Regions from separate parts of the Homo sapiens genome. Here region 2 is linked to region 1. The links are chromatin contacts, found by POLR2A ChIA-PET in ENCODE. All regions are on one chromosome and are shown on one strand. The core of a region is the stretch at or near the end of the contact, and the rest is flanking DNA. Distances in the headings are between cores, read along the strand shown.

Region 1 (4,561 bases), core at 818-3,317:
CAAAAAAATTAGCTGGGCGTGGTGGTGTATGTCTGTAATCCCAGCTACTCAGGAGGCTGAGGTGGAAGAATTGCTCAAACCCAGGAGGCGGGAGTTGGAGTGAGCCGAGATGATCACACCATTGCACTCCAGCTCAGGCGACAGAGTCAAACTCCATCTCAAAACAAACAAACAAACAACAACAACAACAAAAAAATCCCAGAACAAACAAAAAAACTTCAAAGTTTATTTTTGAAGCAAAAATACTTACTGTTTCATAGTAGTCTATATTTTCTACAGAGTATGAAACAATGATCTAGGTTTTAGAGGATCTGTAAACTAGCTCTTGCCTAAAGTCCCTGACATGTACAATCTGTTAGATTGCTGGATACTTTTTGTGGGGGAGGTAGTTTGAGGTTTTCTCCAGTGTGCTAATGTTACAGTTATAACTGACTTACGAAATAACTGCCTTAACTCTTCTTTTCTTTTACCCTAAATGAAATCTTCTTTGTGGTCTGGTTTGACCCTATATGTAGTCTCATTTGACCCTATATGTAGTCTCATTTGACCCTATATATGTAGTGGCGGTAGGAACTAAAACCCTCAGGAAAAGGTGAGTTACTAATATTTGTAGTTTATCTATCAAACAATCTATCAAATTCCAGACTTTCAGTTCAAAATGAGACAGCCACGAAACTGACCAAATGAAACTGCACTTGATATTTTTTTCTGTTCCACACCCCGCACTCATCTGCCTTTACTTACTACCTTTAATCTGTTGATAAAATTGGGAAAAAAACTACATACTGCTGAAAGCAGATTATAAAAATGAAGTTACCAGCTGGGCGAGGTGGCTCATGCCTGTAATCCTAGCACTTTGGGAGGCTGAGGCGGGTGGATCACCTGAGGTTAGGAGTTCGAGACCAGCCTGGCCAACATCGTGAAATCCCATCTCTACTAAAAATACAAAAATTAGCCGGGCATGGTGGTGCACACCTGTAATCCCAGCTAGTCTACTCGGGAGGCTGAGGCAGGAGAATTGCTGGAACCTGGGAAGCAGAGACTGCAGTTAGCTGAGATCGTGCCACTGCACTCCAGCCTGGGCAACAGAGCGAGACTCTGTCTTGAGGAAAAAAAAAAAAAATCACAAGGAACTGAATTATGTTTAGTCCATGAAAAGGAAGATATAAAGAACAGTCTTTGAACAAGTAAAATTCCACCAGAGAGAAGGGCATTCTGGCTCTAACATATATAATAACTTCCCATTCATTAATAGATTCTAGAGGGTGTTAACTGATGTGCTTGCAAGTGGGGAAGAAGCATCATATCATAAACTTGCATTATTGATCCAAATACAAGTGATAACTTTTTCATGTATAAAGGCTTCATGACAAAAAGCTAGATAATTGGCAGAAAACTGGTTGATGATATAGTCAGCATTTCTGAATAAAGAAATGAAGAACATGAGTGGTAACAAGAGCGTTTTCTGACGGTTGAGTCATTGTACTATTTCTTCTTGGATCAGGAAGATACTCATGTAAGAGAGTACACATGATGACTCCGAACAGAAGAACCAAAGTCACAAGATACTGCCACACTTTGAAGAAAATGGCAATTTGCTATAAAATGACACTGGCTCTCTAAGTCTGATAATGTAACAGAAAGACAAACTGTTATATTTCAAATTACATGTGACCTTTACAATGGCCACTGCTCACTAGAGAATTCTGTTCAAAGATTCTAACCCAGTTTAAGATGAATCTTAAGGTTATTTCCTTGCTGTTTCTTTTCAAACCCGTACTTACCTGGCTGATGTTTACATATGACCCATAGGGTTGGTAGTTTCACTAAGCCCAGGATGGGTTCCTGGCAGTGTGGTTGGCGGCTCTGCCGATACGGCAGAAACTTTTTCTTCTTCCCTTCTCTTAAGGCAGGCTGCTTTGGGGTTAAGGTTCCTCTCTAAAACAGGGGGAAAGAATTTTTATCACTATGGTTTTAAGTTATGAATTAGGTCTCAAGCTGAACAAATTGCTGTTGTTTTGTGTAACTTCATTCCCATACTAAGTACCATCACATAGAAGAAACAATGTGCTCACATAAAACCTCAGCATTGAACTGAGCCTCCAGATTTATACTTCTAAGTGACCATCTTGTGTTTTCTTCATTTTTTGCTTATGATTTAGTTTTCTAGGGTTTGATTTGATTTAAATCAAAATGCTACTCTTCACTCAAACATTTTGGCAAATGCTGTTGTTATTAGGCTACCAAGTCTCTTCAATGTCCTACTAAGACACGGTACACTGAATTGACATGAATGCTGACATCTTGTACTTAGAGAGAGACACCTGTGCTTTATCTAAAATGTTACCAGTTCAGAAAAGGATAAAGTAAGAGATATCCTCAGCTATTCCTCTAAAGCAGTGGTCCCCAACCTTTTTGGCACCAGGGACTGGTTTCGTGGAAGACAATTTTTCCATGAACTGGGTGCGGGGGGCTGGGGGGAAGGGGGCAGGGATGGTTTCAGGATGATTTCAGCACATTACATTTATTGTGCACTGTATTTCTATTATTATTACATTGTACTATAAAATGAAATAATTATACAACTCACCATTAAGTCAGTGGGAGCCCTGAGCCTGTTTTCATGAAACTAGATGGTCCCATCTGGGGGTGATGGGACAGAATGACACATCAGGCATTAGATTCTCATAAGGAGCAAGCAACCTAGATCCCAGATCCCTTGCATATGTAGTTCACAATAGGGTTCATGCTCCTATGAGAATCTAATGCTGCCGCTGATCTGACAGGATGTGGAGATGCAAATGATGGGGAGTGTCGGTAAATACAGATGAAGCTTTGCTGGATTGCTCTCTGCTCACCTCCTGCGGTGCAGCCAGCCCGTTCGTTCGTAACAGGCCACTGGTACTGGTCCGTGGCCCAGGGGTTGGGGACCCCTCTTCTATAGGAAATGTGCCAATTCGAGGGAGAAGGATAGATAGGTGGAGCACATCTTACTTTTCTACTTTGATATGTATGTGAAACAAGATGAATGAGTTGGTCTTTCTATTGCTGGAGGTGTTATTAAAAGGGTGGTAAAAACCTCTGCTGCTTCTTATAAAAGATAGCAAACAAGACTGCGTGGGATCTGTGACACGGGCATTTTCAAAAGAGGTTAAAGAATAAGCTGAGAGGTACAAGGATCGCTTGAGCCCAAGAGTTGTCAAGGCTGCAGTGATCGTGCCACTGCACTCTAGCCTGGATGACAGAGCAAGACCCTGTCTCAAAAAAAAAAAAAAAAAGAATAGGGTGCTACTGTGAGAAATAAAGGGAAAGAATATCCATCAGATCAAAAACCCACTGGATCAAAATCTACTTACACACTACTTACTATTCCTGTTGGATTTTTTAAAAAATGAGTTTTAAGCCCAAGATATCCATAGCTTCTGATATAGCTTTTCATTTGATTATAACATATAGTATAGGTTAACAGTTGTTCCACATATTTTTATAAATGGATTAAAAATGCCCTAATGAATATAATATAAAGGGATCATTTGTAATTAGTCTAGAATGAAAATAGTATTTTTTAGAAGTTGTAATATTTTATGTCAGATTTTCTTGAAATGAGGGCATAGCCGATATACCATTAGTACAGCTCCCCTTTTTCCATGTCCCCACCCCACCCCCAACCATTTTTTCAGAGATGGGGTCTCACTACGTTGCCCAGACTTGCCTTGAACTCCTGGGCTGAAAGGATCCTCCCACCTCAGCCTGTCAAAAAGCTGGGACTACCAGCAAGTGCCACTGTGCCGGATTCCCCTTTAAAGTAGGTAAAAGTGTATCTGGATGTATAAATTTCAATACACATTTACAGTTCACATCCAAGTTTTTAAAAAGTAAACAAAAATCTTCATTATGGTAAACTTAGCTGACTCCTGACTATCAGTGATGCATACTAATAAAATTTCATTTTAGAGTTCTAATTTTCTAAGCCCCTGTATTTAGAAAGACATAGAGCCTATACAACTATAAGGAGGATGAATGAAGGAAGAAAGATACACTCTTAGTTAATTTATTAGGGTAACTAGCAGGAAAAAATAGTATGTTCATCATTATGCAAAAAATATTAAGAGCTGCTTTCTTAATAAGTAGTTGTGCACCTCTAACAAATAAGAGTTCGTCCTTCATCAGTTTGTTTTTTATAAGAGACTGTGGGCTGGGCGTGGTGGCTCATGCCTATAATCCCAGCACTTTGGGAGGCCGAAACAGGCGGATCACCTGAGGTCAAGAGTTTGAGACTAGCCTGCATGGTGAAACCCGATCTCTACTAAAAATACAAAAAGTGAGCCAGGCGTGGTGGCGGGTGCCTATAATCTCAGCTACTCGGGAGGCTGAGACAGGAGAATCACTTGAACTGGGGAGACGGAGTCTGCAGTGAGCCGAAATCGCGCCACTGCACTCCAGCCTGGGCGACAAGAAGAGCAAAACTCTGTCTCCAAAAAAAAAAAAAAAAAAAAAAGTGAGACTGTGGAGGTTAAAGTCTCATATAATGACCCGAGAGACTGAGAAGATGGCATGGATT
Region 2 (4,561 bases), core at 1,482-3,981, 42 kb before region 1:
AACAGTACAGGTAGTTCAGCTCCTTGCCAGGTAAAAAGAATTCACTAAAATCTCAAACATTAAAAAAAAAAAATCTGTTTTCCCATTGGGGAAAAAAACTCTCTTGGCTGCGTAGGGGTCCTTTATTAAGTCCACACCATGTAATATTACACAACCATTACAAAGAATCAGTAGGGACCGGGACCGAGGTGGAGGCCAGGGCAGCGCATCCAGGAGCGAAGTCCGCGCTCACTGCTGCCATGTGGGACAGCTGAGACAAGGATGTGTACCCTGCGCCCCCGCGCCACATGCCAGCACTGTCATCGCAGACTTGGCTGCCCAACCCCGTCGTCTACCTGATGAAGGCCTTCGACCTCCTAGTGGACCGACCGGCGACCCTCGTGAGAGTTTATAGAGTGGCAGCACGCAAAGAACAGGTATTACTACTACCACCGGCAGTACTGCCGCGTGCTGGGCATCACTGAGCGCAAGGAGAAGAACATCTTGTGTGTCAGGCCTCTGAGCCCAAGCTGAGCCATCATATCCCCTGTGACTGGCACGTACACATCCAGATGGCCTGAAGCAACTAAAGATCCACAAAAGAAGTGAAAATAGCCTTAACTGATGACACTCCACCATTGTGATTTGTTTCTGCCCCACCCTAACTGATCAATGTACTTTGTAATCTCCCCCACCCTGAAGAAGGTTCTTTGCAATTCTCTCCCCACCCTTGAGAATGTACTTTGTGAGATCCAGCCCCTGCCAGCAAAACATCGCTCCAAACTCCACCGCCTATCCCAAAACCTGTAAGAACTAATGATAATCCACCACCCTTTGCTGGCTTTCTTTTAGGACTCAGCCCCCTGCGCCCAGGTGAAATAAACAGGCTTGTTGCTCACACAAAGCCTGCTTGGTGGTCTCACGTGTCTTCACATGGACACGTGAAACACTGTGCATATATGAAGCCGAAATGCAGTGGAGGAGGGACTACAAAGTCGATCAAGAAATCGTCAATATTATCCAGGAGCGGCTCAAGACCTGTCAGTAGTGGGAAGAAGACAACTACAGGTAGAACTGGGCCAAGGAAGTGGAGCATTCACCCAGGTGGCCAAGGCTTACCAGGACCGCTATCAGGACCTGGGGGCCCACCATTCTGCCAGGAAGTGCCGGGCCAAACACAAGCAGAGGATGCTGGAAGAGAGAAAAGCTGCAAAAGAGGCCACCGCTGCCGCCTCCTGAGGCAGCTGTGGATGCCCCTGCTGTATGGCTGTGCTTGACTGTCTCTGTGTTGCTGAAATAAAACCCTGCAACCTGGAATAAAAAAATGAGTAAGAGGCAGGGCAAGGTGGCCCAGGCCTGTAATCCCAGCACTTTCGGAGGCTGAAGTAGGCGGATCTCTTGAGCTTAGGAATTTAAGACCAGCCTAGGCAACATGTCAAAACCCCATCTCTACAAAAAAATATGAAAATTCGCCAGGTTCAGTGGTGCATGCCTGTAGTTCCATCTACTCGAGAGGCTGAGGTGAAAGGATCGATTGAGCCTGGGAGGCGAGGCTGCAGTGAGCTGTGACTGAACCACTGCACTCCAACCTGGGCAAGGGAGTGAGACCCTGTCTCAAAAAAAAAAAAAAAAAAGAATGAACAAGATTGATATCTACTCATCTGAAGGTATTTTTCACAGTGTATTTATTGTTAGGTGAGCAAAACAAATAGCAGAGAATTGTATACGGTATGATCCAATTTTTGTCAAATAGTGACAAAAAGGAATGACAACCTTTATGTGTGAATATGTTTGAATGAACAAGGAGAAAAGCAGTTTTCAATAGCTGGTACCCAGGCTCCAGGCATAGGGAAAGGAACTGAAAGGATGTAAGAAAAAAGCAGTTTTAAAGAAAGCACTTACAAATAAGCACAAAAATGCATGCATCTGTGTAGTTATTGCAGGTTATCACGTAAAAGTAAAATTAAAACATCCACAAACCGTTAAAGGTCAACTTTAGAGTTTTAAAGTAATTGTGGTACAAACACACTTTGAAATTTCTCCTGCCTGTAAATGAAGACAGAAGAATGTGAGGGGAGGAGGGACCTGAGCGGGGGAGGGACAGGAGGGAGGGAGGAACCTGAGTGGGGGAGGGACCTGAGGGAGGGAGGGACACGAGGATAGGAGGGACCTGAGAGGGGGAGGGACCTGAGGGGGGAGGGACATGAGGGGGTGAGGGACACAGCGGTGGGGGAACACAAGCTGAGGAGGGATAGGAGGTTGGGAGGGACCTGAGGGGGAGGAAGACACGAGGCGGGGAGGGACCTGAGATGGGGAGGGACATGAGGAGGGGAGGGACCTGTGATGGGGAGGGACATGAGGAGGGGAGGGACCTGTGATGGGGAGGGACATGAGGAGGGGGAGGGACCTGAGAGGGGGAGGGACACAAGGGGAGGAGGGACACAAGGGGAGGAGGGACACAATAGGGGGAGGGACATAAGGGGAGAGGGACATGAGTGGGGGAGGGACAGGAAGTGTGGAGGGACGTGAAGTGGGGGGACCTGAGGGGGGAGTTCTGACTGAGGAGGAGGAGCACAGGGTCCCAGTTGAGGGGAAGGACAGTTAAAGACAGAAAACAGGTTTTCTCCTTTTCCTTTCTCCTCCTCCCTTTTCTCTTCACCTCCTCCCCTCCTTTCTTTCTCCCCCTCTGCACCCTCCCCTCTTCTTCCTGCCCTCTTTCTCTCCCTCCTCCTCCTCCAGGAAACTCTGCCTGGCTGAGTGGGATCTGTTCTTTACCCAGGGCGTGTCTGTCTCCAGGGAGCTGATGAGCCTCTAGGGAGAGGGCAGGCCAGGTCTCACTCCTCCTCCTGCCCTTCCCAGGATCTGTGAGATAAGTGACATGTCATCCAAGGTCACAAAATTTATTAACCCAAAAAACAGGCCTAAGATCCCACTCCCCCCAACCCACAGGCCCAAGCCACTGCATCAGGTGGCTGGAAGACATCAACGTGGGCAGATGTTCTGACTGATCAGAAACCCCTGCGGCAGGAATTGCTCTGCGGGCCTCTCATAAATGGAAGGCACCCCCAGTCCCGCCTCCCTGGGAGCCCATTGCTGAGTTTTCATTTTCCTGCTGGGAGGGCTCAGGGAGCACTGGGTCCTGGCACTTTGTGCCTCAGAGACGCTTCCAAACAAGCTGCCTGGTCCTTTGACCACATGGTGGCTGCCCGGGAACACCGGTTGGCTTCCTCTACCTCTCCGTACCCTTCCTCTGGCCACAGTATGTCTCCCCAAGGGCTACTAGGATGGAGGGTGCCTGGTGGGGGGCGGGTACCCTGCCAAGGCCTGCTCCCCACCCACCGTGGCCTCTGCCTGCGAGAACTCAAAGGGGTTACAGAAGTCTGCAGGGGTCCCCGGGAGAGTCTCCAACACCCCTTCCCCATGCTCTTGAGCTCAGCGGATGCCCCGTTTGTTTATTTGCATGAGCTAGAAACTTGGGACTCAATCCTGACAATTCCTTCTCTTTCATCCCATGGGAATTCATGGCCAAGCCTTGCCCTTTTCATCTCCCAAATGCCCCCCGAGCCCATTCCTCTCTCACCGTCCCTGTCCAAGTTGCCCCCATCTCCTGGCTGGACCCCTGCAGGAGCCCCAGGTGCACCCCTGTTTCTCTTCTGCCTCCCTCCCAGCCAGCTGACTGGGGTTGTCTGGAGTCTGGAGGGGAGGCCAGGGGGTATGGCTCCTTCAACACAGTTTCTCCCAGGCAGCTGGGGCGGAGACCCAGTGCTCCAGGCCATTCTTCACTAACAGCCAGCATGATTGTCCTGAAATAAAAATTGGATCTGTTACTCCCCTTTTTAAACCCTCAAAGGATTCCCAGATGGCTCCTCTGATCAAGACACACCGTCTACCTCTCCCAGCCTCAAGAGGCCAGCCCAGCCCACTCAACTCTCCTGGGAACAGCTCCCTTCCATGCCCCCAGCTCCGTGTTCATCCTTCCAGACCCCAGGCAAGCTCTCAGGAAGCCGTTTTCTCTTCCTTCTTTACCCTTCCCTGTTTCTAATCACGCGTGGGTGAACGTGATCATTTAATTCATGTCTTCCCGTATCGGAATTTGTCATTGTCACAGCACACGCTAATCATTCCAGAATATTTGTTGAATTGAAGGGCTAGCGAATTGCAATCGCATTCAGGTGAAGGCAGTGACCGTGGATACGGGATTGGAAAGATCACGACCCCCAAACTCAGGATTCCAGGAAGGGTTCTTGAAAAGGGGGCCATCTTCATTGACAGCTGAAAGACTAACAGGACGTCTTCAGGCCAGGGCACTGGGGTAGGAGGGGTATTCTTTGCTGGTAGCAGGTGCGAACAAGGCCCTGGCGGCTGGGAGGATAGAACAATAAGTAATCCACAGGAAATGGTGAGAGGGAGATAACACAGAACCGTTGGGCTGGGATCAGGTTACCCGGAGCCTTCAGCTCAAAGCTGAGAAGGCTGGGCTTGGTGCTGTGGGCCACGTGGAATCCTGGAACGCTGATTTTAGCATGGAGAGCCCCTTACTGGTATTCCTAGCACAGGTGCAGTACACAAGCATCATTGCTGG

Evidence for each region. ChIA-PET counts read pairs that join two places held with the same protein, here RNA polymerase II (POLR2A).
Region 2: POLR2A ChIA-PET joins it to region 1 with 11 read pairs in activated CD4-positive, alpha-beta T cell. The contact joins two enhancer-like sites. POLR2A ChIA-PET finds 5 or more read pairs at or near these places in 3 of 52 experiments (A549, AG04450 and activated CD4-positive, alpha-beta T cell).

Annotation. Positions count from the first base shown.
Region 1 is chr15:57,279,822-57,284,382 of GRCh38, reverse strand. TCF12 (transcription factor 12) reads right to left here. Exons shown (of 21, transcript NM_207037.2): 20 at 1,785-1,938. The coding sequence ends at 1,796. Among named protein-coding and RNA genes, the nearest start is that of SNORD13D, 3.4 kb to the right of the region's middle. Within about 2 kb of position 2,067, at least 2 of the 41 ENCODE cell types and tissues checked have a DNase peak (open chromatin) inside an H3K27ac peak, as active enhancers do.
Region 2 is chr15:57,322,126-57,326,686 of GRCh38, reverse strand. It overlaps LINC01413 (long intergenic non-protein coding RNA 1413), which reads right to left. Exons shown (of 5, transcript NR_120337.1): 3 at 3,560-3,782; 4 at 2,755-2,841; 5 at 1,648-1,837. It also overlaps the pseudogene NDUFB10P1. Among named protein-coding and RNA genes, the nearest start is that of LINC01413, 5.3 kb to the right of the region's middle. RefSeq lists an enhancer at 2,674-3,181. Within about 2 kb of position 2,731, at least 8 of the 41 ENCODE cell types and tissues checked have a DNase peak (open chromatin) inside an H3K27ac peak, as active enhancers do.